2 separate regions of the Mus musculus genome follow, and region 1 is linked to region 2. A link is a loop called in an ENCODE intact Hi-C map of the cell type or tissue named here. Cell type or tissue: heart. All regions are shown on one strand. Each heading gives the region's core, and the rest is flanking DNA. Links, peaks and the distances in the headings are about the cores only.

The links. Hi-C counts contacts between places; a loop is a spot of excess contacts. Peaks named below come from ENCODE experiments on the same cell type or tissue, not always from the same donor. Only the 100,000 strongest peaks of a DNase experiment are listed, where the experiment ranks them.
Region 1: a loop joins it to region 2, with 2.8 times the contacts of the local background. A loop is called at or near these places in 4 of 42 quality-filtered maps.

Annotation. Positions count from the first base shown.
Region 1 is chr2:128,810,323-128,814,726 of GRCm38, forward strand. No RefSeq gene overlaps it. Among named protein-coding and RNA genes, the nearest start is that of Tmem87b, 5.8 kb to the right of the region's middle. In heart, for the core only: no CTCF peak of the experiment used is centred there; no DNase peak of the experiment used is centred there.
Region 2 is chr2:128,757,220-128,761,623 of GRCm38, forward strand. Mertk (MER proto-oncogene tyrosine kinase) reads left to right here. Exons shown (of 19, transcript NM_008587.2): 7 at 1,824-2,007. Among named protein-coding and RNA genes, the nearest start is that of Tmem87b, 59 kb to the right of the region's middle. In heart, for the core only: no CTCF peak of the experiment used is centred there; a DNase peak (open chromatin) is centred at 1,922.

The DNA of each region.
Region 1 (4,404 bases), core at 93-4,092, 53 kb after region 2:
TTCTTTATATCATATTTTATGGTATATTTTTCCTGCAGTGTGGGACTGATGTCTTAAACCAAAACTTACAATCGCCTTTACTTTTAGGCCTGGCATCCTACAAGGTGTCGCTGGTGCAGCCTAGCTCAGCCCTGAGACGGTGCTTGCTAGGGTGATGTACTTAAATCCTTGACTTGATGTGAGTTCCACAGTTTGCTGATGGATCTGTTTGTGGCATACTGAATGCATTTTCCAAATCCAGAAAGTCTTCAAGCTAGCTCTGTGTTTTCCTCTGTCTGTCTTCCTTCCTTCCTTCCTTCCTCTCTTTCTTTCTTTCTTTCTTTCTTTCTTTCTTTCTTTCTTTCTTTCTTTCTTTCTTTCTTTCCCCTCCCTCCCTCCCTCCCTCCCTCCCTCCCTCCCTCCCTCCCTCCCTCCCTCTCTCTCTCTCTTTCTTTCTTTCTTTCTTTCTTTCTTTCTTTCTTTCTTTCTTTCTTTCTTTCTTCAAATGATGGGTAGTTCACTAATTGTGACCAGATTAAAATATTCTCCTCAAAACATAGAAACTGGATTGGGAATGTGGCTCAGTTGGCAGAGTTACTGTCTAGCATGTACAAAGCCCTGGGTTCAATCCCCAGAACCAAATAAACCAGGTTGGTGGTATATGCCTACTGTTCCAGCACCAGAAGTGGAAGCAAGAAGATCGAAAGTTCGAGACCAGCCTCAGCTACTTACTGAATCTGCAGTCAGTCTCGATTATGAGACCCTGTCTCAAAACAAAACCAAAAAAAGCAAAACGAATAAAGAACCCAACAAAATAAATCCACAGATTGTCAGGCTAAATGAAAAAGGATATGGATCCTGAATATATAAAGAACTCTTACAACTCTACAATAAGAGTACAAATAACTCAGCTTTACACAGAGCAAAGAACTTGAATTCAAATTTCTCTCAATCTGTGCAAACAGCCAATAAGCAAAAGAGGTCCAGCATCATCAGTCATTAGAGAAACAAAAGTGAATACCAGCTCGAGCAAACACTTAAACCCAGATAACCTAAAAGTCAGGCACAAACAGTGTTAGGAGCTGGGTCCAGGAATCTCAGCACTTCTGGACACAGAAGTGGAAGGTTCATGAACTGCAGGCTAGCCTGGGCTACACAGTAAGACTCTATTTCAAAAAATAAACAGCTTCCATTCTGAATGGCTATTTTAACTTCACAGAGGTTCATTGAGTTGTATAGTCTTTGAGCAGTTCATTTTGGTATATGATGTGTGTTTGTGTGTAATTTTTTAAAAATAAAGTTTAACCAGCACTTGGGAGGCAGAGGCAGGCGGATTTCTGACTTCGAGGCCAGCCTGGTCTACAAAGTGAGTTCCAGGACAGCCAGGGCTACACAGAGAAACCCTGTCTTGAAAAACCAAAAAAATAAAAAAATAAAAAAAATAAAGTTTAAAATAAAAGCAATGAAATAAAAACATGTACACAAATGTCCATAGCATTGGCATTCACAAAAGCCAAAAGTAAAAAGAAGAAAAATGTGTGTGTGTGTGTGTGTGTGTGTATGTGTGTCTATCAATAGATGCATGGATACGGGAGGTGGTGGCACATGCCTTTAATCCTAGCACTTGGGAGGCAGAGGCTGGTGGATCTCTGTGAGTTCAAGGCCAGCCTGGTCTACAGAGTGAGTTCCAGAACAGCCAGGGCTACAGGAAGAAAGTCTATCTCAAAAAAACAAAACCAAACAGAACAAAAACCAGATGCATGGATAAATAACATGAGATATATTGGTACTACAAAGCATGATTCACTCTTTAAAAGGAAGGAAATTTTGACACTTGTTATATTATGGGTGAACCATGAAGATGCTGTGCAGAGTAAAGAAGCCACCCTTCCCACAAAGGATAAATATTGTATAACCCCATGGACTCGAGGTTCCTAGAGTAGTCAGACTCAGAGAGGCAGATGAGAAAATGGTGACTGGGCTGGAGAAATATAGTGTCAGTGTTAAATGGATGCAGAATTTCATCTGGCAAAGAAGAGAAGAATCTGCAGCTGAACCGTGGCAGTGGCTGCACAAAATCGTGAATGCTGTCCATGTTATTGAATAGGTCCTTGAAAACAGCTAAAATGGTATCTTTATCCTGTATGTATTGTACCAAAATAAAAAGGTATGGACTTGGGGGCTGGAGAGATGGCTCAGCGGTAAAGAGCACTGACTGCTCTTCCAGAGGCCCTGAGTTTAATTCCCAGCAACCACATGGTGGCTCACAACCATCTATAATGGAATCCGATGCTCTCTTCTGGTGAGTCTGAAGACAGTGGCAGTGTACTCACATATATAAAATAAATACATCTTTTAAAAAAAGTATGGACTTTAATCTCAATTAGTCTATAAAAGTTAATTAAATCATGTTATAACATAAAGAAAAAAATCATGTGATTGTCTCATTAGACGTGGAAAAATTGTAAAACCAACCCTCATTTCCAAAAAAAAAAAAAAATCTCACAAAACTAGATATAGATATTATGATAGAAATTTCCTTCAGCTTCAAGAGGAAACAAAGTAAGTATGCAGGACAGGCACTCTACAGAGCCACACCCCTTAGTTCTTTCCTCTCAACAACTATTTACATAGTATTTACAACACACTAGAGGTTAAAGACCTCTAAGGCAGGCCTGATGGGTCAGAGGGTAAAGGCCCTGACTGCCAAACCTCACTACCTGAGCTTAGTCCCAGTGATCCACAGGGTAGGAGGAGGGAACCGACCCCTGAATGCTGCCTCTCCACGTGTGCACACTCCTTTCACAAAAAACCTAAGTAACAGATAAATGTAACCTTTTTAAAGTGTAAGATAGGCAAAACTGTTCAGGACGAGGTGTGTTGGTTATATGCAAATATCAGGGAAAATGAACATCCATTGTTCTTTTGTTCGGTTGTTTGTTTGATTGGTTTGGTTTGTTTGTTTGGCCCGATCAGAATTCTGAAGGACAAGGACAGTGGTAATTTCTCCATAAGCAGTATTCAGTGTCTCTGCTAAAGATTCAAGGAGGCTCCTGTGGATTTCAGAAAGTCTTTCTCTGTACCACTCTCTCTTTCCCTTGTCTCCTCCTGCATATTCCAGGGTCTTCGGTCACACTGAACTCCCAGCTCAGTCTTCTCAGAGCCTGCCTCTTCTGTCTGGATTCTTCCTTACTGTTTCACAGCCTACAAATCATAGGAGGAACCAGAGGGCTTAATCTCCACTCCCAACCCACTGCCTACTCTCCCTCCCCATTGTGTGTATGTGATGTGATGCATGTGTGTGGTGTGTGTCTGTGTTGTACGTTATATGTGGTGTGTGTAGTGTCTTTGTGTGTGTTGTGTGTTATATATGGTGTGTGTGTGGTGTGGTGTGGTGTGGTGTGGTGTGTGTCTGTGTTGTGTGTTATATATGGTGTGTGTGTATGTGTGGTGTGGTGTGTGTATTCCACTACTTCCTACTCCTTTGGAAAAACTGTCTTTTATCACCCAACGTCCAGTATCTTAAAACCTATGGTTTCATACATTTAATTGTTTTATGTAGGAGTGTAAACTTAGATCCTATTATTACATCCAGCAAAAATCTCCAATGCAACCTTATTACTATTGAAGAGCTAAACGTATATAAATAGGCAGAAGAGTTGCGTGACTGCTCATATATCCATCTCCAGGCTTTAACAAAGGAAAGGAAACCATCAATTCAGGCTTGGAGAGACACAGTTGAGTGTTTAGAAACACTGGCTGCTCTTCTCGAGGTCCCAGGTTCCGTTCCTAGTACCCACATGGAGGCTCATGGCAGCTGTAACTCCAGTTCCAAGGAGTCTGATGCCCTTCTCTGGCCTCTGTGCACACAGTGCAGACATGGCTGCAAGAGAAACACCTATATCCCTAAAAATAAAATAACAACAACAATAATAAACTTAAAAGTTAATTTATAGCTCATCTTATTTTATCCTTGCCCACTCCCAAACAAATCCCAAACACCATGTGAGTTCATCTGCAAGAGTTGCAGTGTGAGTCTCTTCAGGGGTCCTTGTGGAGGTCTTCCTGGCCTTTCCATCCTGTATGTCTGAGCTGACTTGCAGCTGTCATGCTCTGTATTTCTTTCCTTACTTCAAACTTTGGAAAAGCTATTCTGCCCTGCTCGTGGGACTTAACCTGCCCTCCCAGGGACAGCCATGCTCCAAGGCTGAACAGAGTAAGAACCTCTGCTCCTTGACTCTTGATGAGGTTATGTTTTGATACAGCCATCATAAGTAGAAAGCATTTCAAGTCAAACATGCATATCTGTAACCTGAAACTGGAGTGGGAAGCTATTCAAACATGTCACACTAGCTGGGCACAGTGGCACATGCGTGCTATCCCATGAGAGCCAATTATGAGGCAATATGGGAATGTTGGTGCACA
Region 2 (4,404 bases), core at 218-4,217:
CTGGCAAGCCCATTCATCCCTTCACTGGTACTGAAGGCTATTTCTTTGGGATTCTTTCAACTGAAGACCAGATGAGACCTCCAGCCTCATAGACTGAGCAACTACTGGACTCTTGGACTTTGCATTGGTAGACATCCATGGTCGGACTAGCTGGACCTCAGCCCGTAAGGCATTGTAAAAAGTCCCTATATGCGTATTTATTCTGTCAGCCCTGAATGACAGATGGTTCTAGCAGGAGCAAGGCACAATGCTGGGAGTTAAAATGTGCTTTAGCTGTCACACTTTCACACTCTGCAGCTGCGGTCATGCGCACAAGACCTGCACAAGACTGGGCCCATCTACATCCTGTCATGGAGTAGGGAGATGTTCATATGGCGTTACTCCTCCCTGAGAGTGGCTAGGCAGGTGACAATCGTCGTCAAGGAGCAACTAATGGAAGCTCACTCCTTGAGGATTCCTAGGTAGTTGATGGTTGCTGGGGAAGGAAGAGACTTGTTTTTCTATAGCATAGCCTCTGGGAGGGTACCCATGGTTCTGTAAATAACTCCTCACCTATGTTCCTATAGACAATCCTAATGATTGCTCTCTCTCTCACACACACACACACACACACACACACACACTCACACACACACACAAGGCCATGATGGTGCTGGAGAATGGCTCAGGTGTTAGGAGCATTGTTTACTTTTGCCATGACCTGGGTTGAGGGCCCAACACCCACAGGCTCAGAACTGCCTGAAACTCCAGTTCCAAGGGATCTGGTGCCTTTTTCTGACATCCGCCAACACCAGGCATGTTGTTGCACATACATGCATGGCAAGACATTCATACACATAAAATAAAAATAAAAATAAATTATATATACATATATATACCATAACAGTACAAGGGAAACCCAGATGAGGAAGATGAGAGGGAACAAGAGGATGTAATAGGATCGAATATAATGAAAGCACACTTATATACATGTATGAAAATGTTATAATGAAACCCATTATTATGGATAATTAACATGCTAATAAAAAAACTTTAAAGGGGAACTGCTGAGATTTCTCAGTGATTAAGAATGCTTTCTGTTCTTACAGAAGGCCTAAATTCATGTCCCAGCCCCCACATCTACTAGCTCACAAGCATGGAGATGCTGTGAATCCAACCTAGGCCCTCTGAAAGAGCAGCCAGTGCTCTTCACTCTGAGCCATGTTTCTAACCCCAAGTTGTGAACTTTTAAACTCATGATAAACTGCATAGGAACAGTTAAATCTCAGCAAAGCTCTTGGTGCTGTGTCAGAAGTGTGAAGTGAAACAGATTGTAGTAAAAATACAAGCATGGCACCCCTTATGATAAAGTACTGAAAATATGCTTGAATGATATTTGGTGCCTGCTTTCCGTGTTACCATAAAACAGCAAAAGCCAAAAAATCCACCTTCTTAAACGCAATCTGGAAACTATTTAAAGGGCCAGATACTATGAAACAGAAGAATGGATTAAGAACTGAAGTGGATCTGGGAGAAGAGTATGTGTGAGTGATAATTATTAATATAGTAATAATATCATTATCACAGTAACTATTTGTCTGTTGCCTACTGCAGTGAAACTCCACAGTATAGACATTTTCCTGAAGGCGTCAGTTGTTGCCTGAGCAACATGAGTAACCCGAGTAATGCTGATGGGGAATTATGTGTGTGTCCTGAATGGAAGCAGGTCCCTCCTCCAGCACAGAGGAAGGGCTACGTGCGGCCAACATCTGCGTGCCCAAGTCTGACTCCCCCCACCACCTCTGTGTCTTACTAATACTTCTTTGCATCTACTCTTCATTCAGGTCAAGGAAGCTGACCGGCTGAGTAATGGCTCAGTCATGGTTTTTAATACCTCTGCTTCGCCACATCTGTATGAGATCCAGCAGCTGCAAGCCCTGGCTAATTACAGCATCGCTGTGTCCTGTCGGAATGAGATTGGCTGGTCTGCAGTAAGCCCTTGGATTCTGGCCAGCACAACAGAAGGAGGTAATTCCTGTGATACACAATGACCAGTTTTCCCAACGACCTGTGATCAGACAAGCCTTTCCCAAATAGCCCAATGTCCTGTGCACTCTGCTTGTTTGGTGCATTTTAGTGGAGTGGCCAATAAAATAGGAAAGAAAATAGTTCCTTAGAATTTTAAGAGGCTTGAGTTTAAAAAAAAAAAAAAAGAAACAAAACAAAAAAACCTTATCTGTACTATGTATATGTAACATTTTCTTTTACATGGAAAGACAGCGGCAACACTTTTTTTTTTTTTTTTTTTTAAAGATTTATTTATTTATTATATGTAAGTACACTGTAGCTGTCTTCAGACACTCCAGAAGAGGGCGTCAGATCTTGTTAAAGATGGTTGTTAGCCACCATGTGGTTGCTGGGATTTGAACTCCGGACCTTTGGAAGAGCAGTCGGGTGCTCTTACCCACTGAGCCATCTCACCAGCCCCAGCGGCAACACTTTTAAAGCCAGTATTATCTTCAACTAGCACACAATGCACAAGTTATTATTTGGCAACCCAAGGGGAAAGTCATTTTTTCATTAAATAAAACTAGCCTGACAGTTGTCTAGAGAGTGTCCTAGTGAGGTCAATTGACAAAGTTTTGGCTGGCTTGGAACTTGCTATACAAACCAGGCTGGCTTCCATCTCTTAGAAACCCTGCTGCTTCAGCCAGGGATCAAAACTGCAAGCCATGGTTCCTCCGTGGTTTCTGCTGCAGGTTCCTGTCCTTATGTCCCTGGACAGGACTGTGACCTGGAAGTGTAGGACAAAACAAACCCTTCCCTCTGCCATGTTGCTTGGGCATGGTGTTTATCATAGCAGCAGAAAGAGCTGTGCAGTGTTTTGTTTGTTTGTTTTGTTTTGTTTTGTTTTGTTTTTTAAAGGGCTGGGTTGAGTTCTTGCTTTTCCTTTTTCTGTTTTACAATGTTCCACCGTTTCCTCCCTTGCCTTGGTGGTGACCCTGATGTTGTTCCTCTGTATGTAAGATGTACTTTGTCCCATTTCTCCCCTTAGCACTGGTTTTGAACAATTTAACTTTGATTTATTTTTCTAATTTTCCTTGTTCTTGAAGTTCATTAGACTTCTTGCCTTTATGTGTTTATAGTTTGTATCACATTTGGTAACATTTGGCCTACTGTCTTGCCCTCACAGTACTGGAGACTAAATCTAGGACCTCATGCATATTATATGAACACTCTATCACTGAGTTACACATCTCCATGTCTTGTATGTTTTGGGCCTTTTTACCTTTCCTCTTTTTTAAGGACTTCAGCTATGTGCATAGCAGACCGTTTGAAGTCCCATAATGTAATGATACTCTGCTAATGCCTCCCCTTTTCTCTCCTCATTTTTCCTTTGGAGGCTTTCTAATGTTGTGTCTTCTTATTGAGTAGTTATAACTAGTACCTAGTCTGCTACTAATCCTAACTAGTCTTTATCCTTCATATTGAGATTCTTGCCTATATGATCATATAGAATACAGTTAGGATAATTGTTTTAATGTGATTGTTTGATAATTCTAACATCTATTCTATCTGTGGTGGTTTCTTAGTATCCTAGTGTGCTGGCTAGTTTGATGTCAATTTGACATAAGCTAAAGTCATCTGAGAGGAGAGAACCTCAATTGAGAACATGCCTCCATAAGATTGGGCTGTATACAAGCCTGTAGGGCATTTTCTTAATTGGTGATCGATGGGGAGGGTCCAGACTGTTGGTGGTGGTGCCATCCCTGGCCTGGTGGTCCTGGGTTCTATAGGAAAGTAGGCTAAGCAAGCTAGTAAGCAACACTCCTTCATAGCCTCTACATCAGCTCCTGACTCCAGGTCCCTTTCCTGTTTGAGTTCCTGTCCTGACTTCCTTCAGTAATGGACTATGATGTGAAATTGTAAGCCAGATAAACTCTTTTCTGACTTTCTTTTGGTTATGGTGTTTCATCACAGCAATAATAACCCTAACTAAGATGCCTAGTATGGACGATCTCTCCTGGCTATCACTGGTAGTATTATGAGAATTCTACCTTGTTTGAAAAATGTCCTGTAAGTAAAGAGCTTTATTTTAGCACACAGGTGAGCCAGTGAGAAACTATTTCATCTTGTTGGGTATTGCTTTTAAGATTTGTCAGGTAAGATGACGGCATTGTTCAAAATAGGGTCAGTTATTAAGTACTGTAGAGACGAGATCATTCTGTGTGGTCTGGCCGATGACCTTGAATCATAAGGGTTTCCAGTCTGATTGATGGGAGCTAACACTTTCTTCAGCCCTTTGGATGCCTGGGCACTGAGGCCTTTGATCCTTTTACACCACTCTTTCCATATCTTCCCTTGGAGCCATCATGAGGACTCTCTTGCCTAGACCTACATTTATCTTTCTTGATCTATTCCCCT